Linked DNA regions of Homo sapiens: region 2 is linked to region 1. A link is an interaction called in ENCODE POLR2A ChIA-PET data of the cell type or tissue named here. Cell type or tissue: B cell. All regions are shown on one strand. Each heading gives the region's core, and the rest is flanking DNA. Links, peaks and the distances in the headings are about the cores only. Region 1 overlaps COBLL1 (cordon-bleu WH2 repeat protein like 1). Region 2 overlaps SLC38A11 (solute carrier family 38 member 11).

Region 1 (16,940 bases), core at 4,467-8,466:
AGCTTGCAGTGAGCCGGGATAACGCCACTGCAGTCCGGCCTGGGCGAAAGAGTGAGACTCCGTCTCAGGAAAAAAAAAAAAAAAATGTAAAGGCAGGAGAAATGGCCTATTAAGCTCAACTCATAGAAAGTTGAACACTTAGTTCTATTTGTAGCTTGTAGCTATTTATTTATTTATTTTTGAGACAGGGTCTTGCTCTGTGGCCCAGGCTGGAGTGCAGTGGCACAATCTCGGCTCATTGCAACCTCTGCCTTCTGGGCTGAAGTGATCCTCTCGCCTCAACCTCCCTAGTAGCTGGAATTACAGGCATGTGCCACCATGCCCAGCTAATTTTTGTACTTTTTGGAGAGATGTTGTCCAGCTGGTCTCAAACTCCTGGCCTCAAGAGATCCTCTCGCCTCACTCGCCTCAGCCTCCTAAAGTGCTGGGATTACAGGCATGAGCCACCGTGCCGGGTTTGTAGTGTTCTGTTTTTTGTTTTTTTTGTTTTTGAGATGGAGTTTCACTCTTGTTGACCAGGCTGGAGTGCAATGGCGCTATCTCGGCTCACCACAACCTCCCTCTCCCGGTTTCAAGCAATTCTCCTACCTCAACCTCTCGAGTAGCTGGGATTACAGGCATGCGCCACCATACCCGGCTAATTTTGTATTTTTAGTAGAGACGGGGTTTCTCCTTGTTGGTCAGGCTGGTCTGAAACTCCCGTCCTCAGGTGATCCGCCCGCCTCGGCCTGTCAAAGTGCTGGGATTACAGGTGTGAGCCATTTGTTGGGCCATTTGTAGTTTTTAATTCCTCAATTGAAATCAGAGCTGCAGGAGTAATATAAACAATTATTATTTTTTAAAAGTATGGTTTAATAGGACAGAGGTTTTCTTTTGTAATGACTTCAGACTTGTAGAAAATTCCTTTGTACATAAAGGTGTAAAAATACCACATATTTGAAAATAGCCAAAGTGTTTCAGAAGCAAGCCTCTGAAATGTGGTTGAATAAGAAGCTGAGTTATATAGTAGTTTGGGTTCAAAATATGGCTGTACTTATAAAATCTGATTTTTTTAAATATGATGTGTAGGTTGACTTTAAATAGGATCGAATGCTAAGGCATCAGAATATGTCTTTAAAATAATATTAATCATTAGAAAAATTACATTGTTTCTCAGTGTGATTAATTTGAGGGATTAACACCAAGTAATTGGTAGGTATTCTGGTATATTTTTAAAAATTAAATACACCATTTTACCTTATAGCCTAAAGTAAAGCTTTACATCATAGCTTCTGTAATTACAACAACATATATTTTTAAGGAAGTAGAGTTAAGATGCTCAAATCTAGGTGAGACATTTATCGACATTCCTTGAGGATTCCATCTCTCGAATCTGCCTTCATGCACATGCACATGTACTATTTCTGGAGAAATGGAAGCGAGGAAGTATTAGATGAGCCCAAGGGGAGTAGCGGGGGCTGAAGCCAAAGTTTTAATAGCTACTACAGTTGTGTATTGATTGAGATGTGCTGGAAAAACAGGAAATTGAGCTGCTAAACAGGAAAATGACTACTATCCTACCATTCCCAGACCTGATTGGCTGTGCCACAGTTTCTAGGCCAGTTAACTGTAATCAAGATAATTACAGGAGTCATTGAATTCATTTTCTCCTTTGTGCTAAGATGAATGCAAGTTACACACAAAATGGAAGTGTCCGAGGGTAGAGCAACTCTTTCTCTTTTTTTTATGCCTGATAGTCACTTGCTGTATTACTGCTTTAACAGAATTAGGAAAGAGACAGGGTCACTGTCTTATAGGACAATACCTGTATTTCCTGGTCTGTGGCAGCTCCCATAATTCTCAGGTATCCGTGATTCAGTTATTGGTGGCAGACTCCTCAGCAAACTGTCCTGCTACACTGTGGGAGTGGGTTCTTCCTGTCTCTTGCTCCCACATAAAATGTGTTGTTCCCCATTTCCAGATGGCAGCTAGGTGCTTTAACTTAAAGCAAAAAAAAATATTTTTTCTGTGCTTCAGGAGAGCAAAGCTGAAAGTGGTAGAAAAAAACATCAGCAGCTGAAAAGAATATTTAAATATTATTTAAATATTTATTCTACTAGATAACTTAAGTAAAATTTAAATGATCCCTACTAGATAATTTAAATAAAATTTAAAATAAAATTTAATAAAATTTTAAATGTTAAAATTTATTTTTATTTTTATTATTATTTTTTGAGACAGACTCCCACTCTGTTGCCCAGGCTGAAGTGCAGTGGCTTGATCTCAGTTCACTGTAACCTCTGCCTCCCAGGTTCAGGTGATTCTCCTGTCTCAACCTTCCGAGTAGCTGGGACTACAGGCATGAGCCACCATGCCTGGCTAATTTTTGTATTTTTAGTAGAGATGGTGTTTCACATGTTGGCCAGGCTAATCTCGAACTCCTGAACTTGGGTGAACCACCCGCCTTGGCCTCCCAAAATGCTGGGATTATAGGCATGAGCCACTGTGCCCTGCCAAAAATAAAACAAAATTTTAAATGCTTGTGATCCTATGATATCAGTCTTTTCAGTTTCCTCTTTCTCTGAAAGTGGGTAAGCTTTATTGTGATTATTACCTATGAACTTTGTTCCTCCCTTTAGGAAAGTGAGATTTGACTTTGATTGAATGAAAAATATTTAATGCTAGTAATCTGAAAAGAGGAAATATACTCATTTTTCCTCTCACATTTGAATTGGGATGAATTTTATATCTAGAATCTATTCCACCTTCTAGTTTACTTCACTTTACCATACATCATTTTGAAATATAATCTGATCTGAAACGAACAATATTCCAGAGTAATTCATACTGTATGTCTGTGATTCTATGTAGAAGTATGTCGTAAATTCACTCTTAGATGATGCTAAGAAAATATAGTCCTGAAGTTTGTGCTCGTATTCTTGTGAAATCTAGAAATATATTTCCAATGCTAATTTAGTTACATGGTTATAAGTAGTATAATCTTAAATTTAGGAGAATTTTTATAGCTTTCTAATCAAATTCAAGATTCGTATATATATGTGGGGTGCAACACTTTGAGATTTTCATTTTTTGTGTATCATTTAGTACACTAAGGTTATGCATGTTTGAGTTAGTGGCAGTTCTAAAAATTATCTGAGGATTTTGAATATGTACTACAATTTTTGATCACCCAAATCCATTCTTTTTTGTTGATAGCAATGGGGGATTTGAATGTCTTGGATTTGGGACATTCACAGTTTCCATATATTACTGTAAAGCGTAGGTAAGGTAGAGACCGACTTTCTGGCATCCCATGGATATTTGGAAGGGTTTGAACACAAAGGTACCACAAATACCAATGGTATTAAAGGAATAGCCTTGGGGCACCAAGAAGTACAGTTTAGGAAGCAGGGAGTGAGTAGTACAGTGAAATGATTTAATTCCATGGTCAGCATCTTTTACTACTACTTATACTGAGGAACTCGTCTCTGCTTAGTTGCCACTCAGTGGCTGAACCATTGTGGATGGTTTTGTACCCATTATCACCATGGCCCTAGGACTCTCTTTTTTTCAGAATGTGGATCTATGTCACACCAATATGGACCTATGTCAAACATTCTTATGGAAGTGGAAGGAGTGCAAGAAAAGGAGGAGACCATTTAGGATTTGAGAAGGGAGATGCCTTTATTCTTAAACCTTAGGGAACCAGCCAGCTTCTGAAATTTGACACTGCTAATTAAATAGTTTTCATTGTATATGCATCTGAAGCTCTATAATTGGCTATCTCAAGAAAAAAATTTTAAAGTATTTATATTCAAAATAAAACTGGAAAATCTGGGAGATTTGGGGTAATACCCCCTGTTCATATACAATTTGATATTTCATTTGTATTTAAATATATTATTTTTCAGTTGTGTATATGATATATATTTCCTTCTTTTCCCTTTGCCCTTTGTGATCTGCTTATGTATTTACACTACTGCTTCATGGAAAAAAATTAAATTTCATGGAGTTCTCTTCAAGGGGAGAATTTTATTTTTATTTTTTTGCTTTAGTTAGCTAAGTAGATGCATGCTTTGCTAAATGGAAATGTAAGAATAATTGTGTTTTTATTTGGGGATGTGGATGAAGATGAAAGAAGAAAACAAGCAAAATATATTTAGTGAGTGGGAAAATAAAAGCAGAACAGTTTCTGATGGTAGAAGAAGAGGCTGCTGTGTTAATGCTGGACTGTATTGCCACTAAACAAGCAGTTTGAAGGCTGTGATCGCTTGTATTCACTTTGTAACTCGGGTACTGTTTGTGGAGCACTTCTGTGATCTTAGGTTATTATGAAGTGTTTTCTGCCAAAGACTATATATAACCCCTTCAAAAGTACCATATCTGATTGTGGGGGAAAATATTTCATCCAAAATTAAACTGATGGTTGTGCTGATGACAGTTCTTTCCAGTGGTATTTATGGGTCATGTTATTTATTCGTTATTTTTCTAATAGGCAACATATTCAAATGTCACAAAAAGCAAAAGAGAAAAATGACAAAATGGTGAGACATCTCCTTCTAGCATCTTGGTTCCTGTCACCCACTTCCTTCACAGAGGCAATCAGTGTTATGAGTTCTTTTGAATCCTGGTAGCATTCTAAACTAGCACCGTCCAATGGAACTATAAGCCACAAATGCAATTTTAAATATTTTAGGAGCCACATTAAAAAATTAATGTAAGTAACATATTACATGACACATGGTTATATGATTCTAAGTCTTTCAAAACAATAAAGTTGTCTTTAACAAAAAAATATTTTATGCCAAGTCAGATTTGAAATGTAAATTAATTCCGTTAAAATGTCAGTTTCTTAGTCACGCTGGCCACGTCTCAGTTGCTTGAGAGCCTGATGTGTGTAGTGGCTACTGTATGGTTAGTGCATCTCCTTATATTCATGAGCAAGTGGGTGTACGTATATAATTTCTCCCTTTTTTATACACAGTGAGTGCTGCTTCATACGTTGCTTTTTTACTTAACAATCTACTTTGTAATTATTCCATTTTATTACATAAAGAGCTTTATTTTTTTTCTAGCTATGTATTATATCTTTGTAGGGATGAATTTTAATTTATATAACCAGTCTCCTATTGATAGATATTTAGGTTTATTCCCCTCACTCACCCTTTGCTATTGAGTTGTCATTTTAATAACCTTTATGCAGTTTACAATTTGTTGTGAAACCCTAAAAGGAAAAGGCCATATTCTTTATTCCTTCTTTTGTGTAACTTGCAGGGTTTAATATCATTTCCACATATACCTAGAAACAATGATCAGTTATTGGATAGGTGGTATTTGAGTTTGTGTGAACTCAAGCAAAAAGTCAGTGTTGGAGATGGAGACAAATTACTTGTCCATTGGAACGATAGGAGCTCAGTTATGCAGAGTATTGAACCGAGTAATTAATATTCATTTTTATAGCCATTAACCAACGAATTGTTATTAAGACACCATTAAATACCACACCATTAAAATTACTATTTTATACCTCTCAGCACTCTATTATAAAATTCCATTCTTGGTTTGAGCTTCTCATTTAGGATTATTCCCTGCCATAGTATTTTTGAAAGAAATGTGCATTTCATTAAGAGTACTATATAAGTGAAAATTCTGAATAACATTTTCATTTTATATCTAGAGAAACCAAAAACTTTGTCCATCACGGGCAAGGTTGTTTAACAAGACATAAAGGGTATATTATTTTTTACAACCTAAATATCCCCATTTGAATAATTACAGCAGAGTGCTATTTTATTTATAGAACAGGTTGTACGTTTGAGAGTGAAATAGTCATTAATTGTGTGACTAGTACATAAGAATTCATACTCATTTGTGTCAACACCCTGAAATCTAAATTGTCAATTGCCTTGCTATTTTGATTCCAGACTTCACTTGGTAGAGGACATTAGTCTTTTGATGTGAACAATAATGAGCTGAAGAATAAGACCAAATAATGGAAGGTGTTTTCTTCTAGCTCATGAAAGAAAAGATGAGAATTTAGAGGTCTCAGAAATGCAAGAAATCCAATTGTCATGTGGGCACATAGGAAAGAAAAACAAGTATGAGTATTCTTTTATTCTTTCTTCCCGGTGTTTTTTGAGTGTTACTCTTCAAAATGGTTACAAAACTGCAAATATTATGGTAGAAATCACATTTGTCCTTTTTAAAAAAATAAATGTTTTTGGCAACAAATCGACATTTTACATTATTCCCATATAAGATGAAATTCTAAGCCAGAATTTACCATGAGAAAAACCTTAAAGAAATGGGCCGGGCATGATGGCTTATGCCTGCAATCCCAGCACTTTGGGAGGCCGAGGTGGGTGGATCACTTGAGTTCAGGAGTTCGAGACCAGCCTGGCCAGCATGGGGAATCCCCGTCTCTACTAAAAATACAAAATAACCAGGCATGGTAGTGCATGCCTGTAATCTCAGCTACTCTGGAGGCTCTGGAGCGAGAGTCTCTTGAACCAGGGAGGTGGAGGTTGCAGTGAGCCAAAATCATGCCACTGCACTCTAGCCTGGGTGATAGAGCGAGACCCTGTCTCAAACAAACAAACAAACAAAAAACAAAAAACCCACAAAACAAAACAAAAAAGAGAGAGAAACAAAAAAAAAAACGAAACAAAGACAAAAAACTTTAAAGAAATGATCATTTAATGGGATCAAGTATTCCATAAAACATTTTAAGTAAGCCTAATACTCTACATTTAACTCTGCCGGCTGCCTTACAGTTGTCTGATGCAATGAAACAGTGCACTTGGCACTCTGGCATTTAACAGCATTAGTTTTGGTTTCAAATAAAACTGGTCCAGCAGGAAGTCAGATAGCAGCACTTGGCAGGCAGCTACTGTAGAGTGAGCTTGGAGACAGGACCTGGACCTCCATCTGTGCTCTGCCACTTACTGGCTTTAGGCACTGTTTCCCCTCTCTAACCCACAGTTTCTTCTATTGTGGAAGAGGATAGTAATACAGAATGAAAGTGTGAAAATAATACCAGTATATGCCAGGCATTTGGCTTATGTTTGTGAAATCTTAAATATTATCTACATTGCTAGAAAACAGGCGACTGTGATGTGGACATCATTATTGTACTATTTTGAAACCAGTGAAGGACAGTACACTCCCTGTTCTCATTTGCCTCTCCCAGGAAGTGGAGGATGAAGTTGGTTAGAAAGTTCATAAGTCCACTGTGAAACTTCTTGTGCCAGATGCAGGGAACTTGTTCTTGGCACATTGAATGCAAAATGTGTACTAATCTCAATGAAAATCACATTCCCTTTTAGAGGAGAAAAATGCCCCCACTGAGATTAGGAATATGCTACCAAGGTGATTGTAACTTCCTCGCTTCACCATTCTGGTGAATATTTCACTTTTCTCTTATGTAAGATGAAAGTAACTCTAACTGCATTTCTTTGATTTTGTTAAGACTGATATGCAGTGACTGAAAATTTTCTATGGTAAAGTCATACACGAGCATCATTACTCAAAGAGGAGGTAGGAACTTGAGACACCCATTCTAATCATAGGTTATCATATATTGAATATACTTTTTTTACACATGGATTAAAATCAGATTTCCTACCTCCTGTAAACAAGAAATTGAGGTATTATACTTTACCACAAATGCTGTAAAACTGTCAAGAAGCTGACTTCAGTTATTGAAAAGAGCAAGAGGAATCTATAACTTCTGACTCCTCCATCTCTCAGGATGACTGCAACCACATCACTTAGTACAGGGGATAAGAGTGAGTGGCATTTGTTTCAGGTTGTTTAAAGCTGTAACTCTTTCAGCTATGGTGGCAGCATGATGGCATAGTCTGAAAATTAGCCTCACGCACCCTTGACTAAAAGCTTTTAATAGAGTAAATACAGTCAAATGGATTTATTGATTTGTATTTTTTTCTGGATTCGCTGCTTGTTGTAATATAGAAACTTTAAAAAATTTTCTTGCAGGTTAAGTTTTGATGTAAGAAGAAAGTGATTTTGTTCTATAATTTCCATGTACTGTACAGCAATATTTTCAATGCAATTGGCTGCTATCAAAATCTCAACATAATTAAGATCTATTTTTTTTCCTAAGTAAACGTAATGGAAATTTTCAGGTAGAATAAATTATAACCATGCATAAACTCTGCACTTGGAAAGTTTCTTAAGCATCAGGGTGCTCCTGGTAAATTTACCTTATAATAAATATGTTTCACAAGTAGTATATAAAATAATATGGAGCCTTAATTGCTTCAGAGATTGAATGAATATTTGTAAATTTATTCAAATTTCCACTAATTAAAAGTATCAGGGTCACAGTAATTTAAGAACAGTGACCAGTGGCTTACAGGACTCTGGTTATGCAAGCAATGAGCATTTATGATTCACCAGGTACTGTGCTAAATGCATGACATGTTGCTATATTTAATGGTCACATCCAACCCACATCCAGTAGATGTAGATGTTATCCAGATTGTACAGAAGAGGAAACTGCAGCTTAAGGTATGACTTGTCTGGGGTCATGTGGCCAGGCAGTGGTAGATATGAGCCTGGAATCCAGATGTCATTTGGAATCTATTTGCTTGACCACTTTGCTTTTTGACAACTTATAGACAACTTGTAGACTGGCTTTACTGACAAAGCCAGTAAGATAAGAAATAGCAAGAGTGATCTTAAATGGAACTGAACACTTTTTTTTGTATTTTTAATATTTTTCCAATTACAAAATAAACATGCTTGTCACAGAATGTTTGAAAGCAATAGGAACATGTAAAGAAAAATAATTTTGCAAGCCACCTAGAGATAAATAACACAATTGACTTGCATTTCAGCCTTTCTTAAGATGTATTCTGATTTATAATTTAACATGCTGTCTGTAAAAACAACTCCCATGGTCACATAACTTTGGGAAAGTGTAGGTTTTAAAAAGTTAAAACTGTTAAACTGTTTTCTTCTCTCCAGACTTTCCCAGAGATTTTAATATGTGAACGTGCATAATGGACTTTCAAAATGGAAACTTAATAAGTAACGCTTTCCCAATTTATTTATCCCAAATAAATATCTTGAAATCATTGTTTTTTCAGATATATTTTAGATAATGCTATGGATAGATTGCATCCTTCTAGACTTTTTTTTTTTTTTCTTTTTTGGGACAGAGTCTCACTCTGTTGCCCAGGCTGGAGTGCAATGGTGAGATCTCCGCTTACTGCAACCTCCACCTCCCAGGTTCAAGCAATTCTCCCGTCTCAGCCTCCCAAGTAGCTGGGATTACAGGCATACACCACCATGCCCAGATAATTTTTTATTTTTAATAGAGACTTGGTTTCTCCATGTTGATCAGGCTGGTCTCGAACTTCTGACCTCAGGTGATCCACCAGCCTTGGCCTCCCAAAGTGCTGGGATTACAGGCATGAGCCACTGCGCCCGGCCCTAGACTATTTAATAAGGATTTAGGCTTTTAACTGTGTATACTATTTATATATTCCTTTTTCTTCAGGATTATATTATAGGCTATTTTAATTATTTGAAACTCATTTAAAAATGTGTTTTGAAATATTTGCATAGCAAACCGTGTGTGTATGTGTGTTCTGCATTTTTTTCAACCTTTCACCTGTTGAACATTTCTGCAGTTTCCAATGAAATCATTAGATGTGAAAGTTTTCCGTTTGGGTGAAGGTGATTCCAGAACTGAAAGGTTACAGATCCTGCAGCAGTGAGGATACCAACCCCAGGGATTGTTACACAGCTAGAAACAGTAAAAGCCATCACAAATTTTTGAGAAATCTGTATAAGATGTATAAGATCCCCTGTGATTGGCAATCATGGGAGAGACATGCCAGAGAGGGGATGTTCTCAGGGGAAAAAACGAGAAGTCATCTATGAGAATGAGTTGGTAAGTTAGGTGTCTGCGTGTATAATTATACACTTAGTTCAGGGGTATGCAATTATTCAAGTATAGCCTTGGTGCTCACCAGGCTGTACTGGAGAAGCTTGGACACATGAGGAGTTCTGGTTATTAATCTTTGCTGCGGTGAAGGAGGGTAAGAGGTTTGGAAGTTTGCAGTCTCCTTGAAGGGTGAAGAAACTGGGCCTGTGGACAGGGATCGATTTAACAGGGAGAGTTAGATTAGTTGTAGAGGATTGGGTTTGAAGCCATTTAATCAATAACCCATTCTAAGAAGAAAAAGAAGTCTTGAATCAACAGTTTGTTGATTTTCAGTAAGTATTTGTTAAATAAACAATGCGTCAGATACTGTGCTGGTCACTAGCAGCCAATTGTATTGAAAATATTACTATACAGTATATGGAAATTATACTTACGGAGTAATGTAACTGCTCGTAATGAAAACATGATTGAATCTTATTAAAAATACACATCTTTGAACAACCACCAGGGCAGTGTAAACAATACTCTCACTGTTTTAAAATAAGGAAAGTCCAAATCTCTGAAATGCCACTTATTATGCAATTTCAAATACTTTTTTTTTGTTGTTCCTTGGATGAATTTATGTTTGGTTCATAAGATGTCTTAATAAAACTTTTCACCAGCCCGGCCAACATGGCAATATTCCGTCTCTCCTAAATATACAAAAATTAGCCAGGTGTGGTGGTGCATGCCTGTAATCCCAGTACTTGGGAGGCTGAGGCACGAGAATCGCTTGAACCTGGGAGGTGGAGGTTGCAAGTGAGCTGAGATTGCACCACTGCACTGCAGCCTGGGCAACAGGGTGAGACTCTGTCTCCAAAATAATAATAATAATAATAATAATAATAATAATAATAATAATAATAATATAATATAATCTTTTCAGAGAGCTTACATGACTGTGGAGCATGTAAATGTGTATATACCTTCTCTCTACCCATATTGAAATTTTCCCTGAGATTAGTTCATCTCATTAGACTTTGGGAAGTTAACATCAACTTCTCTTGACCAGAGCCAAGTTTCAAACCTGACCTTCCCAGCTTGAGATAATTAATGGCAAGACTTGGAGAATACTACCTTCGTCAGGGGCAGTGGATTGCAAGGGCCAGGGAGATGCCAAAGGGAATAGCCAACAACCCAGAAGGCATATGGGGAACATTTCTGAGGCAGCAAGAGGTGGTTGGCTTTGGTCAATCCCTTCCCTGCCTGGGGCTCCCAGGGCCCCCAGCTCAGCAGACACAGAGGCAGAGCTGCCAGTTTGACATCAGACAGCAGTGGAGGTTATTCTTCATCTGACCAGACTCTAGCAGTTACCTTTGTTGCCTTAAACGTGTGACTTATTATGAACAGTGACAATTAGGAGACACTGGAAATAGTCCAAGGGTCACTGGTGTGTCATTTTAGGGGGACCTGTGGTTGAATCTTGGCTCAGACATTGAACAGTTATGAGATTTTGGACAAATAAATGTCTTTGACTCTGTGTTTTTGTTTTCCATCTGAAATTGAGGATTACTTATCTATTACCTAGGCTCGTGGGTATTAATTGGAAGCATTTATATGTAAAGCCATGAAATATTGACAAAGTAATAAACCTTATGGACCATGATTTTCATTTAGTGATTAAATGTCTGTAGCTAAGTTATTAATGTTTTTGGACATCAGCCATAGGAAAAGTTAACAAGATTGGTTTAAGCTCACCACTCTCAGTTTCTATTCAGTAAGTTAGTAGTTGATACTCTGTTTAGGATCATCGTTTTTGAAATATAAATAAAGTAGTTTTGTAACTCATGAATTCATGGAATATGATTCTCGGAAAGCAGGTTTTTCAGCCCTTAATCATTAGAAAAGGTTCTACTAGGTAAGATGCAGAGATAGTGAGCACACAATGTGTATATTATAATAATTCCCTTTTCCTGTAGGAAATAAAATAACCAACTAGCCAAATATGTTCTTTCCCTAAACTTTATTGTTGGCAGTGGTTCCTAATGAAAAGGCCTTGTCTCTGAGCCTGTAAGACAGTCCTCTTGTGTAAGAAGATAGTTTTAATTTTGTTCCTCCCATATCTATGGCTTGGGTTTTATCGCTTGTACACAGACTGGGAACACTCACTATGCTGTCTTCCAGTAATCACATAATTTCCACATCTCCACATCTGTAAACTAGAAATAATCCCATTACATTATAAACAATGTGTAAGATTGTTGATAATACGTGTCTTGAATAGGTTATGCATTTCCTTTCTGTGTTTTTGACGAGGTTCGTTCTCTTGACAGCACAAATTCTCTTGGGTGTGGAGAGTGGGATGGCATTTGTGGGAAGGTGTTCTCTCTCAAAGTTCTTTGAGCTTTGTGGTGCCATCTTCATGTCAGGTCACATTCATTTTGACATGGATACTCATCTAATTAAAAATTGTCCATGGCTGGGCACAGTGGCTCATGCCTGTAATCCCAGCACTTTGGGAGGTGGAGGCGAGTGGATCATGAGGTGAGGAGATTGAGACCATCCTGGCCAACATGGTGAAACCCCATCTCTACTAAAAATAAAAAAAATTAGCTGGGCATGGTGATGCATGCCTGTAATCCCAGCTACTCGGGAGGCTGAGGCAGGAGAATCACTTGAACCTGGGAGGCGGAGGTTGCATTGAGACAAGATCACGCCACTGCACTCCAGTCTGGGCGACAGAGCAAGACTCCATCTCAAAACAAAACAAAACAAAACAAAAAATTGTCCATGTCATTTCTGAAACAAGGCAGATTATTATTTTAATCATAAAGCACACAGTTGCACTTTTTCTTATTTAAGGAATCCTAACCAGGTTACCACTGCTCATAAACTGCTGAAAATTGGTGCGAACCTCAAAGTCATGGAGGAAGAAGGTGTGATCATGCAAGAGGGTAGCCCACTAGAGTGTGCCCACATTTTGAACTTGTGTGTTTTCTGATAAATGCAGGTATTCTTACTGAAGCTAGCTGAACAGTATGAATACATTACTATTTTGTTATTTCAGAGAACTAGATAATTTTAAAGATTTGTAAAGTGTTATTGTTTCCTGACAGTACTTGTGTATTATGAAATTAACAGCAGGCCTGGCGCGGTGACTCATGCCTGTAATCCCAGCACTTTGGGAGGCCAAGGTGGGCAGATCACCGAAGCCCAGGATTTCAAGACCACCCTGGGCAACATGGCAAAACCCCAAATCTGTAACAAATACAGAAAATTAGCCAGGTGTGGTGACATTTTCTTGTAGTCCCAGCTACTCAGGAGGCTGAGGTGAAAGGATCAATTTAGCCTGAGAGGTAGAGGCTGAAGTGAGATGTTATTCTTCTACTGCATACTAGCCTGGGCAACAGAGTGAGACCTTGTCTCAAAACAAAAGTGGGGGTAAGGATATGACAGCATTTTGCTCACTCCAATAAACTGTTCTGAATAGAGAAAGATTTTAGAGTTTATGAAGTTAAAAAACCCAGTGGTGGCTGGCACGGTGGCCCACACCTGTAATCCCAGCACTTTGGGAGGCCAAGGTGGGCAGATCACCTGAGGTCAGGAGTTCGAGACCAGCCTGGTCAACATGGCAAAACCCCATCTCTACTAAAAATTAAAAAAAAAAAAAAAAAGCCAGGTATGGTGGCAGATGCCTGTAATTCCAGCTGCTTGGGAGGCTGAGGCACGAGAATTGCTTGAACCCAGGGGGCAGAGGTTGCAGTGAACCAAGATGGCGCCATTGCACTCCAGCCTGGGCAACAGAGTGAGACTCTGTCTCAAAAACAAACAAACAAACAAAAACAAAACAAAAAAAAAACAGTGGCAAAAAAAACTACATGTTCTTTTTTACCCTGTGGAAATAACTAAACAAAAACACATTTTAAAAATCTCCCAGCTTTTAAAGCTAAGGGCATATTTTAAATGAAAGTCAGTGAAAACCTGGACCCAAGATTATAAACAGTAAAACAAGTTTCTGAACAATTGTTTCTTTCCCTACCTGAAATTCACTTTATGTTTGACACTTTGGCACATTTCCTGACATCTCTGAGCTTTCATTGCATTTTCTCATTTTTCAGTTTGATTAAAAAAAATTTTTTTTTACGTTGTCAAATTTTGGTGGTTTCCAGTATGATCAGAGTAAATATCTGATTATTTTAAGTTTGTATTTTCTAGGTATTTGACAAACTCTTAAAATATTCATAAGTTTGAGAAACTCTTACAATATTTAATTTTAATTTTTCCCTTATAAATTCACTTCCTATGCTTTATCTCTTTTATGTTTGTATGTCCATTCTTCTCTTGTTGACTTTATAAAAGCTCTTAATATGTAAAAGTTATTGATGCTTTACGACCTATGTTCTAAATATTTCGCTAGTTTTATCATTTATTATGCAGCTTTGTTTATGCAAACATTTTTAGCATTTTAATTTGATTATTATTATAGAGACAATTCTGTTTATTTTCCCTTTTCTTGGAAGGAAATGCTTACACTTTATGAGTCTTTAAAATATTACTTTAAGTTTATGATAGATTAAATATTTGACAGAAACAGGCCAGGCACGGTTGCCCACACCTGTAGTCCCAGCACTTTGAGAGGCTGAGGCAGGAGGATCCCTTGAGGCCACAAGTTCAAGATCAGTCTGGATAACATGATGAAACACTGTCTCTACCAAAAAATAAAAAAAAAAGCCGGGCTTGGTGGCATGCACCTGTAGTCTCAGCTACTTAGTAGGCTGAGGTTGGGAGGATTGTTTGAGCCCAGTAGGTCAAGGCTGCAGTGAACTATGATTGCACCACAGCACCGAGTGACAGAGCAAGATCTCGAAAAAAAATTATATGTATATATATATATGTTTACATAAGTACATATATATACTATATGTTTACATAAGTACATATATATATACTATATATGTTTACATAAGTACATATACACTATATATGTTTACATATGTACATATACGCTATATATGTTTACATATGTACATATACGCCATATATGTGTACATATGTACACATATGCTATATATGTGTACATATGTACATATATGCTATATATGTGTACATATGTACACATATATGTAAATATGTATATTGTATATAAGTATACATATATACATTGTAAATATGTATATGTATACATTGTAAATATGTGTATATGTATACAATGTAAATATGTGTATATGTATACATGCATACATTGTAAATATGTATATATGTACACATGTATATGTACATGCACACATACGCATGTACACATACGTATATGCACATATGTATATATACATATATGTATACATACACACGTGTATATGTATACATATGTATACATACATATATGTATACATACATACGTGTATATGTGTATATGCACATGTATACATACATGCATATGTATATATGTATATATACACACATATGTATACATACGTATATATACGTGTATACGTGCATGTATACATACACGTATACATGTACATATACATGTACATATATGTACATGCACACGTGTATATATGTGTGTATATACATATATACATGATGTACATATATGTGTGTTTTCCAGTGGAATAAGGATTGATATCTTCATTTAGTAAAGATTAATATGAAAAAGTAAATACACAAAGCCTTATTTGTGATTGAGAAACTGGAAAAATTAAATGATGTAATTTGTTCAACATATTGATAAATTATGCCAGAAACTGGGCTAAGTGAACTTAAAAGGATGATCAGCATTTAGATGTGGCTCATGAGCAGTTTATAATTGGGAGATAGAAATAGCCCAGTGATATGATATTACCTATGGCAAGGCCAGTAATAAAGGAAAAACAAGCATGGCTGTGGAAGCCACCAGGTGGCTTCCCTTCCTAGAAGAGGGAACTGTTGCGCTGACCTTGAAGAATAAGTAGATCCTATCCCAGGAGTGGTATGTAGAATATACTGTAGGAACTCATTCAGTGATTAGTTCTGCCTGAGGCCACTGGGGTCTTACAGTGATGGTGAAGGATATAATGGGAGTTGCCAAGCCAGGCAAGGAAGAGATATTCTAAATGATGCATAAATGTTGGAGATTGAGGAGTAACGTAGCGTGAGGAGAACGTACAGGCTTGGCAGGTGAGGCTACAGGTGAAACTGTGCAAGTTCTTCAGATATTGTGGTTGACTAAAGAGGGTTTTGTTTAATATTTATCTTATTTTTAGACAGTATTTTTATCTCTGTTGTTCTAAGTCCTTCTTCTTCTTCTTTTTTTTTTTTTTTTTAATATATACCATTACACTCAGATAAGGGAATTTAGGTTAGAAGTTCGGAAAACTTTCATATTACAAGTTCACATTCATACATCCCAATTTTAGTTTGGGTTCTATTCAGTCTTTCTCAGCCTTGAAGGCTTTCAACTGTGGGTTCCAAAGTTGTTTGGTTAATCCAGACAAAGCCTCTTCCACCAGTGGCTGTGGCTATGAGTTATTCTTGCTACCTGCAACACTTGCTCAGTGAGTTCTCATCATTCATGTTCCAGATTCTACAGTGTTCCCCACTGAGCCTATGGATATTTGCATATACCTCACTGGAGTCCTGACTTAACTTCAGTTCATATAGCTGGGTTCTGACTCCCTGGCTAGCTTTTGCTCACCTTTTCCTGACCTTTTCCTCCTGGGGCCTTGATCTTGAATTCTGTGGCCTCCATAACCAGCTGTAAGCCTGCTATGAATCAGAGAGATCCACTGGGAACCTTGGCTAAATCCCATCCTGACTTCTACTCGTGGTACAAAGTGCCTTGAGACCTTGGCTGTTGTGTTTCATCCACCAGATGATATCTGTTTAGTAGAGTGTAGAGAACCCCTCATAACTAATAATGAACCTCTACTTAGCAACTCCTGGGGTTCTTTTGACTATTGGTCATGCATGTTGATAAGTCCCCCTTGTCTTAGTCCCACACAGCCAACCACTGACTTTTATCCTGAATGAAAGATATATATTTTTATATTATAAGGATTAGAAATTGCTAAATTCTGTGGATTCTTACAGT
Region 2 (16,940 bases), core at 3,688-7,687, 76 kb before region 1:
TAGAGACATATGGGGTCGTCACAACTGGGTAGGCAGTGCTGTTGGCCTCTAGTGGATAGAGGCCAGGGATATACATCCCACAATGTGCAGGTCTCTCACAGCAAAAAATTATCTGATCCAAAATGTCAATTGTGCTGAGGTTGAGAAACCCTGGTTTAGAGTACTTTTGCATATCTCATTTACTATAACACATAAATGTTACTAAAAATAGCTATAAATTAAGTGGATTTGGACTTTGCTGAATAATAATATATCTAGTGAAATTTATGAGAAATATGAAAGGATTCAAGTTATATCCATTCACTTGCTATGACAAAATTTCTTTTTCTTTAAATATTTTTCTTTCTCCAGATCTTTCTTTTATAGTCTGCACTGCCATCAACCAAATAGAAGTCCTCATAATATCACAGTTGAATTAATCCCAGCTCTGTTTCAACTATCATGTATTTAAGTTCTGCTTTCAGTTTATCGGCATTTTCCTACCAGAGCAAGTATAAATTCCGTTGCTTCTACCATCTTGTCTTCTGTGTAAAACTATTTCCCATTTACTTCCCAAAATTTATGTTCAGCTCTAGTCAATCTAATTTTTTGGCCTGTGAATAAGCCATATCAATTCTTTCCATTATTCTTTGTCCTATCTGCTTTTTATTTCCGATAATGATTATTTTTCTTTCATTTCTGTCCAAATTTTACAAAAACTTTAAGATCCAGTGCAACTTCTAATTCCTTTATTCACATTCACTGATCATATATTTATTGAGTAATTACTATGTGCCACACAATAGAATATAAGGATGAATGCAATAAGAAAGGACCTGTGCATTCTCACAAATAAACATAAAAGTTCAACTGCAATATAGGTGATGAAGACAGAGGAGGCCAGGAACGGTGGCTCACACTGTAATCTCAGCATTTTTGGAGGCCAAAGTGGATGGATTGCTTGAGCCCAGGAGTTGGAGACCAGCCTGGGCAACACAGTGAAACCCCGTCTCTACAAAAAATTAGCCGGGTTTGGTGGCATGTGCCTGTAGTCCCAGCTACTTGAGAGGCTGAGGTGAGAGGATTGCTTGAGCCCAGGAGGTAGAGGTTTCAGTGAGCTGAGATGGCACCACTGCACTCCAGCCTGGGCAACAGAGTGAGACCCGGTCTCAAAAAAAAAAAAAAAAAAAAAGAGAAAAGAAGACAGAGGGAAATGGATGGATTCCCAAAACACATTTTTCAGAAAAGATTGGCATAATTTGGTGACACAGATTCCATTGGGAAGACAGGGGGCAGAATGACTTCTTGGTTGTATTTTGTGGAACTAGAATAATGATGTCATTTGCTAAGACAGGAATGGAAGTTGTTCTACCACTACAAAGTGGCTAATCTTCTACAATCCTTACAGAATTTCTCATCAGAATCACCCACCAGTTAGCACTTATTGGTCATGCACCACAGGGAGGGCAAACCCATACAGATGGGATCCCAAGTCATCATTTACTCGTTTCATTGAGAATTGAGGCATAGGTGAAGGTATTATTGTCAGTGCCCAAGTTACTATGTCATCCAGAGGCCATTTTGATTTGAAATTCCATACAAAGGCAGGAGGGAATTCAGTCAGGGACCCTACTGGGGACTTTCTTGTAAATGGAAAGTGGGGAGTAAGCAGTTTCCAAAACCTCAGGAGACTGGTAATTGTCTATTCTACCAACAGTGGAAGGAAAGCTCATAGGAAAGTAAGCAAGTGTCAAAGGTAACTTTTACCTTCTTCCCAGTTTTGCATAGGCCAAACACTAGTAGGGCCACTAAAAATCATTTCGCATACCAATCTTGATTTGTGTAGATGGATCACTACTACATTAATGCGCTGACTTAATTTATGTATTATCTCGTGTCATGTATTGTTGAAGCTGTCCATAAGCTTGCCTTACCTAACAATTGGTAAGCTCTTTGAAGACAAAAATACTTAACCACCTCCTCCCTCCTCCATAGTATTTGGCACAGGGCTAAGGACACAGTGCTGAAATTATTGCATGGGTGATTGCACCTTGGGACTACAGTTCAGGATCTATTTCTATAAATATTCTTAGACACAAGATGCTTTCTTTAATGTAGTACCAGGAAATGAAATGTTATAAAAAATGGTTGCTGTTGACAGTAGTAGTAATCTTTCACCTATGCTGTGGAGATAATCAACATAATGATTTCCAAGCCCTGTTTTTTCCTGTTTTATGAAATATCTTGTTTGAGTCCACAAATTTGTTTGTTGATATTTTAGGATTTTGTTGTAAGACAAAATATATTTATTATCTGCCTGAACATTCACTACATAGTGATAGCCCAACAAATTTTTTTTTGTTTTCAAGTTAATCAAGTGCACACATATTGCTCATTTTTCAGGAATGAGTTTTTTTTGTAAATCTAGCCATTACTTTCTGTAAAGTTAATTGCTAATCTCCATGGCATTTGCACAACAAAATTGTAGGCATATAATCATATTAAATATTCTCTATTATACTTATATTGAAAACTGTTTTGGTTAATACAGAATTCTGGTATTAAAGAATAATCATAGAAGAATACATTGTGAATATCTATTTTAAAGTCAAGATCTGAGCTGGCCCTGGAGGACTATTTTTAAAATTTAAAATATGATTCAAGATCTTTAGATTTTTTTAAAACCTGATTATATAGACATACATTAAAAATTAGAGTGCTAAATTGTCTGTTATGACCTAATAGCCCAAGACAATTATGCTAGTTTTAAAGCACTTTGTAAGAATTAATAAAATCTAGGATCTCCATTCTCAGACCACCTGAGAATAAGTGTTTTTCACATCAGTACGTCTTTTGGTGTGCGTAAGAACGTATTCAAATCTTTACTCAACTCCTTTTTGTGTGGACACTTACCATGTCTAATAGAGCCAAATCAAGCATCATGTCTGTTAGTAACTAATACACGCTGGATCATGCAACACTTTGGAAGTAACTTAAAGCATGCTGTGTTCTACTTCATAATAATAATGTGGGCAGGGCGCAGTGGCTGATGCCTGTAATCCCAGCACTTTGAGAAGCCAAAGCAGGCGGATCACCTGAGGTCAGGAGTTCAAGACCTGCTTGGCCAACATGGTGAAATCCTGTCTCTACTAAAAAATACCAAAAAAAAGAGAAAATATTAGCTGGGTGTGGTGGCACATGCCTGTAGTCCCAACCACTCGGGAGGCTGAGACAGGAGAATTGCTTGAACCCAGGAGGCGGAAGTTGCAGTGAGCCAAGATTGCGCCAGTGCACTCTAGCCTGGGTGACAAAGCAAGACTCCATCTCAAAAAATAAAAAAAAAGAATAATAATAATAATAATGTGAGCTACCATGTATTGAGTACTTACTCTGTACCAGGTGCTTTGCAGTATCATCTCCTTTTATCTATATTAAATTGACAGATGAAGAAACTGAGGCACTGCATGATTAAATACTCTGAGGTCATACTAGTTACAAGTAAAAAAATACAGATTTGAACACAGGCATTTGGACCCTAAAGCTCACATTTTAAATCATTACACTACTCTGAGATTTCCTAAGCATAAGATTTTAAATTATGTAAAATAATTATGCTCATTTCTCTATCCACTTTCTTAGGTTATAAAATCTATGCATTGAGTTTATCTGTAAGAAAGGTTAAGAGTAATCTATGATACATATGGATAGACTTTAATAATGGGTTAAAACATACCAGGAGATGAAATAAAATGGAACTGAAAAGTTTTTGTCTTAATAATTTTTAGTTAATAACTTTCATCTTAGTAATTGTAGTAATTTAGAAATGTAGTTAATAGCTTTTATCTTAGATAACAATTTTAGTACTTTAGGAATTCTTTTTTATTTTAGCTTCTGAATAAGTAGAATAATGAGCTTCACAGATGAGATGAATCAGATCATGCAAGGTTAGGGAAATGCTACTATTTAGTATCACCAAATAATATAGAATAAAATGAATTGAGGTAATAGTTATTGAATTAAAAAATAGAACCTTGCTTTCCTTTTTTTTTCTTGTTTTCATGTCAGTAGACAACAATGAAATATTTTTCCAAAGCAAACACACACTAAGTTTTAAAGGTTTCATTTTAGAAGCAAATCAAATAAATATAAGCACTATTCTTGGTAACAAGAATCCAGCGTCTTAGCACTAATGTTGCTATTGGAGAAAAGAGGCATCTGCAGTAATTGGGCCCTATGGGTTTCTACTCGCAGCAGTACAAAGAGAGAAAATGAAGCAGCTGGTGCCTGTGCCAGCATAACCAGCTCAACAAGCATTGTGTGTGGTTTACAGTGGAAGGAAGAAAGCAAGCCAAATGCCAGCAAGAGCCCAGATAAAGAAATACAGTCTTTGGGGTGAGCAAGCCATAATCCCAGTTGCCAAAGACTTCCTGAGCAAGAGAGAGTTTCTTTTTGAAGTATTGGAGTGAATTTCATGAGTTTAGATTAATTACAAAGTAGAAATTTAAAAGATGTATAAGCATTATTTTATTTAGTTTCCAGCTTCCTTGCATCATTTGAGAAATTTCTATTCAGGTAGGAAAATTCAGGCACTTTTTCAATCTGTACTGGCAATAAAAATGTTCAATAGCTTCTGTCCTTTCTCTCCAGCAAACTGCAAAATACTCTGACATCCACAGTGTTATTATCAATTAATAAGAACTGTCCCATCTTTATAACTTAGACTATATTTTGTTGTCTTTTTAATAAGCAGTTATGATTTTACATCCTGTCAAGCAATTTCAAAAATTATTCCAAAGCCAGTGGTGTATCCTTAAGCAAGTCTACATTAAATAGATCAAATCAGCTCGACTAATTCATAGGGAATAGATCAGATGCAACCACACTATTATTTTACTGATGATCTTGACTTCTAGCAACAACCTTTAGTAAGACTGAGCTTTTAAATATCAAGAAAGTAGCTGGTATCTAAACAAGATACTCAACTGGAATCCTTCCAGTAGAAATATGAGCTATATAGTCTTTCCTCTAATTGCTACTTTCTCAACACTTAAGAATTATAACATAAATAGAACACCCATTGCTTTGCACTGCCCAGCAAGTTAAGTTTGGAAGAGTACCAAAAGGCTGACTGATGACAGCTTCTTAGCAGAAGCTGGGGGCAGTTTTCATCCTGATAGTACTTCCACAATCTGCAGTTCCAGATGAATTAGCCACATGTTTGTGACTACAAAGAGAAGACTACAACACACACAGACACATACACACACACACACACACATTTGTATTTGAATTACTGTTTGTTGTTTTCACAAATTGTTATTTTAAAGAAATCAGAGGCTAATAGTTTTTGTTATAAATACAGACCAATTGTTAACAGTATCTTCCATAACTTAAAAAGCACTGTTAATTCCAAATATTATGATAGAATCTATGGAATCCATAATATATTTCATTCTAGTCATATGACAACTAATCTTTTATTTTTTGTGTACCTTTGTAGATATTAATTTGTATTCAGGTGCTATGAATGGCAAAAGTATATTTTCCATATATTCTAAATTAGAACATGATTTTGGTATTTTTAAGTATTTTCTCATTCTTATGTTTCTTACTTTGGAAATATTTTCCATGCAGTGTGGTCCCTACTATTCTTTCTCTGGACACTTTTGTTTTTGTAAAAATTCAAAAAGTTACATAATTGGGATCATAGTCATAATATTTCTGGTATGGAGAGATTGCTTTGTATAAAACACACAGTAATTTTATTAACTGGTGTGAGAATATATTTATTTTAAAGCTATTTTAAAGGTACAATTTATAATTTTACATCATCCAACTTCAAATTTATTTTGCTGTTATTTTCCCAGGAGAAAATTTACCAAAATAATGTGTCAAAAAGCTTTTAAACCATAGGTGATAGTTGCATAGGATTTCATTATACTATTCTTTCTACTTTTGTGTATGCTTGCAAATTAACTTTTAAATTTAGAAAAACATAGTTTATGAAAAGCTTGCATTTAGTTGTAAAGTAATATTACATTTGTTACTGATTTTATATATTAAAAACTTACATTTTATTATTTCAGAGAACAACATTTGTGAAATGTCATAATAAGAGAATGAAAACTAAAACCACATGAACAGCTGGGTGCGGTGGCTCACACCTGTAATCTCAGCACTTTGGGAGGCTAAGGCGAGAGGATCACTTGAGCTCAGGAGTTTGAGACCAGCTGGGGCAACATAGTGATCCCTCGTCTCTGCAAAAAATTACCCAGACATGGTAGCATGTGCCTGTAGTCTCAACAACTCAGGATGCTGAGGTGGGAGGATCACTTGAGCTTGGGAGATCAAAGCTGAACTGTGATAATGCTAGTGCACTCTAGCCTAGGAAACAGAGTGAGACCCTGTCTCCAAAAAAAAAAAAAAAAAGAGAGAGAAAACAAAAAACACATGATTATCTCAACTGATGCAGAAAAAGAATTTGACAAAGTTTAGCATCATTTCTTGATAGAAACTCTTTTAACAGTTTAGAGAGAGAAAAGTCCTCAACATAATAAAGGCTATTTATGAAAAACCTACAGCTAACATCACAATTAATAGGAAACAACTGAAGGCTTTTCTCCTAAGATCCAATAAAAGGTAAGGATACCCACTCTCGCCACTTCTCTTCAACATAGTACTGGAAGTACTAGCAAGAGCAATCAGACAACAAAAAGAAATAAAAGGCATCCAAATTGGAAAAGAAGAAGTAAAGTTATTTCTATTTGCCGATGACATGATTCTATATGTGGAAAATCCCAAAGCTTCCAAAAATAGTGTTAGAACTAATAAATTAATTCAGTAAAGTTGCAGGATATAAAACCAACATACAAAAATCAGTAGCATTTTTATACACAAATAATAACCTAGCTGAAAAAGAAATCAAGAAAACAATATCATTTATGATAGCATCAAAAAATACTCTGGAATAAATTTAACCAAAGAGGTGAAAAATTTGTATACTGAAAACTATAAAATCTTGCTGAAGGAAATTGAAAAAGACACAAATAAATGGAACATATAAATAAATGGAAAGATATCCTGTGGATGGAATTAATATTGTTAAAATGGCCATACTACCCAAAGCAATATACAAATTCAACATAATTCCTATCAAAATTCTAACGGCATTCTTCACAGAAATAGAAAAAACAATCAGTATTGAAAAGAAAAATAAAGTTGAAGGCATCACACTTTCTGATTTCAAATGATATTACAAAGCTGCAGTAATCAAAACGGTATGATACTGGCATAAAAACACAAATATAGACCGATGGAACATAAAAGAGAGCCAAGAAATAAATCCAAACATATAGGGTCAACTAATTTTCTACAAGATCACCAAGAGGACACAATGGGGAAAGGATAGTCTTCAATAATGATGCTGGGAAAAATGGATTCTCAAATGCAAAAGAGTGAAATTGGACCCTGATCTTACACCATACACAAAAATCAATTCCAAATGGATAAGATACCTAAATGTAAGGCCCAAAACTGTAAAATTCCTAGAAGAGAACATAGAATAAAAGCTCCTTGACATTAGCCTTGGAAATGATTTTTTTGAATATCACACTAAAAGCTCAGACTATAAAACTAAAAATAAATAAATAGGACTACATCAAACTAAAAGGCCTCTGCAGTGGGGAGGGGGTGCAGGGCGGGAAGAAAAGACAACGTACAGATTGGGAAAAAATATTTGCAAACCATCTAACTGATAAAGGGTCACTACAAAAAGTTTACAAATAATTCTAATAACTCAATAGCAGAAAAATGATTAACTTGATTAAAAAATGGGCAAAGGACCTTAGCAGATATTTCTCCAAAGAAGACATGAAAATGGCCAACAGGTATACGAAAAAGTGCTCAACATCATTAATCATCAGGAAAATGCAAATTAAAACCACTAGGCGATATCACTTCATACCCTTTAGGATGGCTATGATCAAAAAGACCAGAAATAACAAATGTTGACAGAAGTGTGGAGAAAAGGGAACCCTAGTACATTGCTGGTGGGAATGTACATTGGAATAGTCAATATGGGAAACAGAATGGAGGTTCCTAAAGAAATTAAAAATAGAACCATTATATGACCCAGGAATCTCTATTCTGGGTATATACTCAAAAAAGATGAAATCACCACCTCATAAAGATATCTGCACTCCCATGTTCATTGAAGCATTATTCACAATAGTGAAGAGATAGAAACAACCTCAGTGTTCATTGATGTATGAATGGATACAGAGAATGTCATATAGATCTGTCTGTAACATGGAATATTATTCAGCCTTGAAAAAGGAGATCCTGCCATTAGCCACAACATGGATAGACCTGAAGAACGTTAAGTGAAATAAGCCAGACACATAAAGCAAAATATTACATGATCTCTCTTATATATGGAATATTTTTTTAAATGCCTAATATATAGAGTTAGAGATAAGAGAATAAAACTGTGATTACCAGGGGCAGGAAACAAAGGGAGGAAATGTAGAGAGGTAGGTCAAAGAATTCAAAGTAGCAGATATGTAGGATGAACAAGTCTACAGATTTAATGTACAATATGAGGGCTGTAATTTATAAATTGTATTATATTTGGGACTTTTGTTAAATAAGTAGATATTAGTTGCTCTCATCACCAAAGAAGTAATTATGTGAGATGAATAGATATGTTAGTTCAATACAATAACCATTTTACTATCTGTATGTATTCTATGACATCAGGTTATAAACCTCAAATATACACAATAAAATTTATTTTTTAAAAACGTATGTTTTATGGTTTAAGAGAATATTTGTCATAAAATTTTAATGTATGTTACATTGTTAAATATACTATAATTAAAATCTAACGTAATTAGAAAAACATATTACCTAAAATGCATTAAATGTTAACATTTATATTATTTGCTAAGTTTCTATTGCGAATTAGTCCTATTCAAGGGGAAAGTCTCTTCCTTTGACATCAATAGCTGTTGGTATTTTTATAATAGACAATTCTACCACCATTATTTTAAATCTGACATTCCTCCTTAGGTTGGGTTTATTCCTAGCTAATGTGGGGAAGGGTGAATGAGTAATAGTCATTTAGCTCTGCTGTCAACTTTCTCAGTAATTAATGTGCTTACTTTTATTTGAAAGAGGATTTAGAAATGCTATTTCATGTTAACTGCCTTAGGGTTATAGTTTTTCTTTCTCACACAGATAGGCACATCTTCCATACAAGCTCAGGTAAAGAAGACAGACATTGTGGCCCCTATACAATTTCCCAAAATTTCCTTCTTATACACAAATGACAAATAGACCATTCATGTTTGAAGGGCATAGTGGATACACAATAGTTTTAGTGAAGAATATAAGGAAATATGATGAACTGAAAATACAGGAAATTTCAAGAGTGCCAGAAGTCAGTCCTATTATCTGCTTTATTTTCTATATTATTTTGTGATAATATTTTCTTAAGTCTGAAAAGCTGTTATACTATTTCATTATTTTCATTTGTAAATATGCCAGTGGAAAAGGTAATGCCTATTTCTAAGTCTTTCTTAGAACTATTTTTCCTCCCTTTGTTTGATTCAACTGAACCTATCACATGTTTAACATGTGCATGAAAAACACATTTTGTAAATGCTTTTAAAAGCTGTCCGAAGAATGTTTCCATCTAGTGACATTATCTTGTTTCTTGTTTTCAACATGCAGGGTGTGCTCTGTGCAACTCCCCTCATTTTTATCATTCCATCAGCCTGTTATCTGAAACTGTCTGAAGAACCAAGGACACACTCCGATAAGATTATGTCTTGTGTCATGCTTCCCATTGGTGCTGTGGTGATGGTTTTTGGATTCGTCATGGCTATTACAAATACTCAAGACTGCACCCATGGGCAGGAAATGTTCTACTGCTTTCCTGACAATTTCTCTCTCACAAATACCTCAGAGTCTCATGTTCAGCAGACAACACAACTTTCTACTTTAAATATTAGTATCTTTCAATGAGTTGACTGCTTTAAAAATATGTATGTTTTCATAGACTTTAAAACACATAACATTTACGCTTGCTTTAGTCTGTATTTATGTTATATAAAATTATTATTTTGGCTTTTATCAAGACTTGGCTTTTATGAGTAGTGCAATATAAAAGATAAAGAAAAGAAAAATTGAATGTATTTCACCTTTAACTGGAACAAAATAAGGGTTTTGTTCTAATGACTGCACTACACTAATGCTAATTGAAGAAGGGAGAGTTAAGCCTTTAGCATTTTCTGCCATCCCCCTTTTATTTAATATGCAAACCAGTATATTGTGCTCCAAAATAAGTAGGTGATTGTGGGTTGGAATTTTGTGTAGATGTCTTTTGGTGGGGGGGTGTGGGGGGTGGGCATTTTCTTTGTCCTTAAAAGTCTGTGGAACTGAAGAGAAGGGAAACCCAAAACGATTGAAAAGAAGACATATCCCAAGAACAAAGAGGAGCTCTCCGTTATAATTTCAGCAGCATCCTTTGTTTAAAGGGAAATGGATCCCTGGAGAAATGAGCAAAGACCTCTCCATGTGAGGAATCCTGAATCATAGACTGGCTGTGAGGAGCAAGGTGTGTAAAGAATCAAAATCACCTCCCATCTTCTGATGCTGTGGGAATACAATGGTAGCACCATTCTAAAACAGAAAAACAAACAAACAAACAAAAAAAACAAAAACAAAAAACAGTTGTTCTGTGGCAAGAACCTAAGAGATTGGTGATATGGACCTGTTGGATTTTTAGTGCTGTCAGGAATGTACAACTGGAAGCTGAACTTTGAAACTAGAAACGTGTAAGAAGAATCAGGGCTACAGAAGAAGCTTTCTCAGTCCACTGGGGGTTCCTCAGAGAGATTTCTGGGAGCTCTTGTTGACTGGGTCTTTGGGAGCAGATAGTGAGATGGAGTTTATCATAACTAATGGGAGAGAGGGGAAAGCAGGATTGTTAGGGAGAGGTAGAACTGCAGTGCAGGCTGACCTCAGCCAAATCCACAGGGAAGCTGGTGCATACATGACCCATCAGAGTTGTCCCTGTTCAAGGGTAATAGCCCAGTTTTGATACTGCTGCCTCCATCAGTCATTTAATGTGAGCATCTGGAGAAGGATGAGTTCTTGGGCTAGGCAGCTCTTTGCAGCAGAGCAAACCCTAAAGGAACTGAGAGCTCGAGGTGGTCTACTGATAGCTTTGTCACCACATGCTTCCTTACAGGGGTATCTGGGAGACACAGCTGTGCCCACCACAGATGCCCTCGGTTTACTGAGGATTTTTAAATGATTTTTTAATGAGGACTTTGTGTCTTTGTATGTATGACAATCTTCAAAAAGTAACATGAAAATCTGGGGCCATCTGGATGGCTTCCTTATATCAAGTATCACCTAAGATTTTCATTTCATTTGTATTCCAATCAGGTTGTCCATCTGTGGCACTATATTAATTGTTGCCAAATAACGAGAAACTATCACAAGCAGAGTTAATACATATATGATGAGTTTGTACAAATCAAATGCAAAAAGAAATCCTACAGGAAGTGTATAAAGGGTAGGTTCACAGTAGTTTGAATAAAGTGGCAAGAGCTGAGTCACTGTGTGACTCATAGTGAGAAAGGCCTATTGAACATAAAGGAAGATGCATTTTAGCAGGTAGAACCATGCTCAGGGTTTTAGTGGTGATTTATTTTTTCAATAAAATATTATCCTTACCATTAAATTAATTTAAATTCTGTTGGGTAACTTTTCTGTATTTAACTTATAAATTTGTTTTTTTATAGTTAAGGGTCATAGGCTAAGCAGTTTGTGCCTGTTTTTAGATTGGTACATGTTTAGGTAAAATATAATAAAAATGCTTTCATTCCATGTAAGAAATGAGGAAATGTAAGAAATTTTTGCCACAGTCTGTCATTACATTGCTCAAGACTGAGAAACACTGACCTACATAATTATTAAATAAAGTCATGAGGGATGAGATCTCTAAGCATGTACAAAGAAAAGTATGTCAAGGATAACATAATTTAGCACGTAACCATCTCTTATCTTGTACTTTGGTGTTGCTTCATACTCTTCAAGTAGATGAAAGCTCCTGGTAGGAACTGAGCGCAGCATTAGTGCCTAATAAACATGTATTGGTTTATTTATTTTTAATCAGCTGTAGAACAAGACTGCTTATGACCCAGTTATTAGCTGCACGGATTACCGACATCTTTCAAATTATAATTTAATAAATCTTAGGAACTCACATTTATTTTGCAAGAATACTTGTATGCTTATTTTGCCACCATGCATAACTGCAAGAACCCCACCCCTCAATCTATTTTCTGCCTCAGTTCAATAAGAGATTCCCCTGAAAATCTTTCCATCCCTGCCACTTGTTGCCCCTAACAAAGCAACTTGAAGGTTTTAAACCAGTTTTTGAAGCTGTCAATACACTTAAATGTATAAAGCACTTCTTAACTTTAAAAAGGTGGTGGTAGGCAAGAATCACATCTTTACACACAAATGAGAACATCTAGCAATACACTTCCTTTAAGGATATAAGTTGGATAGCATCTGTGTAATTTAGAAATTGAGTCATTGTTCACTTATTATAGAATCTTTATTATCAAAACTAACTTGAACCATCTTCAAACATCAGAATGGGTAAACTGTCTATGACCATACCTTCCTGAACGCACCAGATCTCATCTGATCTTGGAAGCTAAGTATGGTCTGGCCTTGTTAGTACTTGGATGGGAGAAGAAGTAAACTGCCTTGCCTGGACTATTTCCAATGATGCCAAACAATAATTGTTGCCCCTTGTCTTTCTTAAAAGGAGACTGCATCCATTTAACCAAACTAAGAAATTTTCAATTAGTCCTCTGCTGAAGTCATACTATACACATCTACTTAATTAAAGATACATTTATTGAAGAGAACAGGTCTCCTCCTGGTTTATCTGCTATAGCCTTGCTTAGGAAAGGAATAATAGTCTGTCTTTTAATTAGGTGTGGCTATTGATTGGAGCAAATGTTGTCAGGTGGCCCAAGCATGAATCAATGAGTGACCATGAGGTCACCCATCAGTGAGGGTACCCATGAATGCTTTACTAACTGTGGCAAGGATAATAATTTGCTACCTCAATAGAATAAGCGCTTTTAAGAATGTATGCTTATTCTAAAAAATGTGTAAAGAATTTGCCAAGATAGCAGAGCAAATATGTAGAGTGGACCAGAGATGCTGTGACCTAGAGAACACATAGACCAGGAGAGAAAGAAAAGAGCCCAGTCTTTGTCTAGGGTAGTGGCTTTTAAACTTGGACATGTGTCAGAATCACCTGGAGGCCTTGTTGAAACACAGATTGCTGGGCTTCACCCCCACAGTTTCTGATTCAGTACTTGGAGTGGGGCCTCAGAATTTCTATTTCTGAAAAGTTCCCAGGTGATGCTGCTGCTGCTGGTTCAGGGACCACGTTTGAAAAAGGCTGGAAGTTGGACATAAGAAAGTGCCAGATGGAGCCATCTGTTTAGAGGCTGGGACACAATACAAGCAAGATGTAGGAATACCATGCTAGATCTCAGGGAAGAAAATGAGGCTGGAGATGTAGGAGGGAGAGCAATTGGTACATATTAAATGTGTTATCCTTTGCCTCTTTGAAAAATCATCTAGAGACACAGTGAGAAGAGGAGAAACCACGACAATAATATTAGTGAAGAGCAATGACAAAGGACATGGGAGGAGAATTAACAAGGGAGAAAATAGAGATTACAACCCCAAATCAACACAGTTATGCTGGTTAAGCTGCAGGCCTGGTTCTGAGCCTGCCAGCACTCAGGGAAGGTTACCTGAGTTTCATGGCTGCCATTGTGAGAATGAAGAAAATATATCAGTTTCTCAAAAGAACACCAAGTTTTCCAAGGACTAAACTCTCAGCAGAATGGCTTACTTGGAAAATTACATAGGGAACATGAGTAAAACTGGGTTATGAATGATAATGTCATTCAGATAAAGAATTTACATGGTTGTCTTTTGTTAAGACACTTTTTCATTCCATTAATGTTTGCTCATTGATAATAAAGATTATCAATACATTTAGCTTTGGCATTTTTATGATAGAATTCATGTATAGTAATATGTAAATGCTCCATTAAAACAAAAACAAACAAAAAACCGGATTTATTCTGTTCTTCATTTCTAACTCTCATTTGATTCTGGTCCTTACCAAATGATATGATTTGGCTGTGTCCCCATTCAAATCTCATCTTGAACTATAGCTTCCATAATTGCCGTGTGTTGTGGGAGGGACCCAGTGGGAGATAACTGAATCACGGGGGTGGTTCCCCCATACTGTTCTCTTGGTAGTGAATAAGACTCACAAGATCTGATGGTTTTATAAGGGGTTTCTGCTTTCACTTGGCTCTCATTCTTCTCTCATCTGCCACCATGTAAGACATGCCTTTCGCCTTCTGCCATGATTGTGAGGCCTCCCCAGCCACATAGAACCATAACGTGAGTCCATTAAACCTCTTTTTCTTTATAAATTCAACAGCATGACAATAGACTAATACGCTAACTCACACACTAACTAATGTGATGGCTGCTTACCTGAGCATACTGCCTTCAGACTCTTCCTGCCAAGATAATTCATGCATCACTTCAAGAATCTTCTTATTAAACAAATGCTTTGATCACTAATGCTTTCTGACCACTTGCTTGCTCAAAAGCTTTCCATGAAACTCTTGTGCTTGTAGAATGATGTGCTCACTCTGCAGCCTCTACTCAAAGCTTTCCTCATATGTCCTCAACATGCTATTTTGGCCTTATCACTCATGACTGCAGAAGGAACCATTTATTCTAACATAATTAAAACATTTCTTTACCCTAAAAATGCTCTGTACACCTTTAACTTTTACCCCTGAATTCTTACCATTCTTTCATCTGAAATGTCCAATACCCCCATCAAAATTCTATCAATACTCCTGTCTTCCCCATGTGCCATTCCTGACAATTCTAACTGCAAGTTAGTTCTTCCTCCTCTGGAATTCTTGTAATAATGTTATATGAAGGAACCTTGTCCGGCCAACCAGTCTAAAAATTCCTTGAGAACAAAGAGTGTGTCTTAAAGCCTCTTTTTATTCTTCATAGCCATAGCGTGGCACCTTGGAATGTAGTAAATGTGGTAAACACTTAAGTATTTGATGTGAGATTTATGATATAAAAGAGAAGATGGTTAATTGCACCTCTAGCCATACAAATTATGTTATTGGATATTTTCAGCTATAATGATTGTCATTCAGTAAAGTAGCAATTTAATGTGACGTTGTCATTCATCCAACAAGCCGGCTTAGATAATTAAATTCAGTTATTTGTTTTTCTTTACTATGCATAGACCCTTCAGAGAAGTTACTTGAAATATTCTTAAAACCACTCAAGTACACACCAGTCTGCACATATTTTTTTCACTTTTCCGTCGCTAAACATGTACTTGTATTTTTCTTATATGTAAGCTCCTTGACACCTGAGACAATGTCATAGTTTTATTTTTTGCCAGTGTATGCTCATATATCTTACTCATGTAAGATGCTTGATAAACATTTAATGACTTGAATTTATCTAATTTATATGTATTTAATCCCTTTTAATTTATACCCTAGCAGGAAAACCCATATTAATCCCCTTCATTTAATATTATTTCAAAAGAAACAAACAGTCAAAACTTTAAACCCAAATGCATTTATTCTTTAGGTACAATCATCACCTTGCTTAACTTCAGCAGACAGCTCAGTAATTTGATATAGTGCTGAGAAGAAGAGGCAGTTTAGGAACAATTTAAGAAAAACACCTCAAGCTATATCTCAGCTTGCAGTTTAAATTTTCAAAGACTTTGGAAACATATTTCCAAGGAACAGTGACAGCGATATATTTGTCATTTTTTAGATTTTGTTTTGCCAAAGGATAGCAAGACCAGTTCCAGAAAAAGGAATTCAGTTCAGGCTTCTTACAGTCAAGTCCCATCACATAAAAACATTGTTCTTTAAATCTTTAGGTGCTGGAAGATAAAACAATAAAGTATCTTCTAAGAAAAAGTAAAAATTATTTTATTTCAGGAAGGCAGTCTTTGAGTGATTCATGACTTTTCTAACAAAATTTAGCCTTCTTGTAAAGTCTTAAGAATTTTCTAAGCTACAGTTTTTAACTACTGTGTCCCTGTGTGAAAGATGTAGAGTGGAAATTGAGTAATATGACCTTGGGTTTTACGTGCTCTATGTCTCAAAGGATTTCAAAATAAATTTAGATTTTTTTTAAGCTATAAGAATAGACAAGGGAAAGGAAATAAGCTTAAACATTTAGAAAAACAGGGCTTAGAAAATCCTAGGGCTTTGTAGGGGCTACTCAATTGTACAAACATAGTGGGAGATGCTCCATATTCTAGAAGACAGCCTGACCTTTTGAAGTAGACATTTCTTAAAAGAAAATAAGCAATTAAAAAAAATGTTAGCTTCAGGTGGAAAGTTTCCTAGGAACAAACAATTTTATATGTGAAATCTAAATGTCAGCTGTGGACATGCCCGTTCCACAATTCAAAGCCTACTCCATAGTTCCTGCAAATTCTGCTGGCTCTCTTTCTCATATGTCCCTATGCGGCCATAAACCATTGTTCCTCTGTTCCGTATCTATAAAGCTCCATAATATCTTAGATGCAAAATATAATCCTTTCATCGTTTCCATAAAAATCCACTGACATCATGCAGTGTGTAAATGTTTTGATATTGTTGTTGCATCTCTTGGAGATTTAGAATGGTTGCAAGGAAGGGTCACATCCCAGAGGACGGCCTTCCACCAGTTCTCAGACTTCCCTGTCTGAGCTCCTCCTCTCCTCCTCTCATTTTTCATCTCCTTTTCCGAATTAACAAGGAATATTTCCCTCTAACTTCCTCAGGGAGGTC

What was found. Peaks named below come from ENCODE experiments on the same cell type or tissue, not always from the same donor. Only the 100,000 strongest peaks of a DNase experiment are listed, where the experiment ranks them.
Region 2: POLR2A ChIA-PET joins it to region 1 with 6 read pairs; 3 of 35 experiments call an interaction of 5 or more read pairs at or near these places.

The regions. Positions count from the first base shown.
Region 1 is chr2:164,816,595-164,833,534 of GRCh38, reverse strand. The region is part of intron 2 of COBLL1 (cordon-bleu WH2 repeat protein like 1); the gene reads left to right. Among named protein-coding and RNA genes, the nearest start is that of COBLL1, 17 kb to the left of the region's middle. In B cell, for the core only: no CTCF peak of the experiment used is centred there; a DNase peak (open chromatin) is centred at 6,836.
Region 2 is chr2:164,891,502-164,908,441 of GRCh38, reverse strand. It overlaps SLC38A11 (solute carrier family 38 member 11), which reads left to right. Exons shown (of 12, transcript NM_001351537.2): 12 at 9,712-14,088. The coding sequence ends at 10,005. It also overlaps the pseudogene RNA5SP111. Among named protein-coding and RNA genes, the nearest start is that of SLC38A11, 56 kb to the left of the region's middle. In B cell, for the core only: no CTCF peak of the experiment used is centred there; no DNase peak of the experiment used is centred there.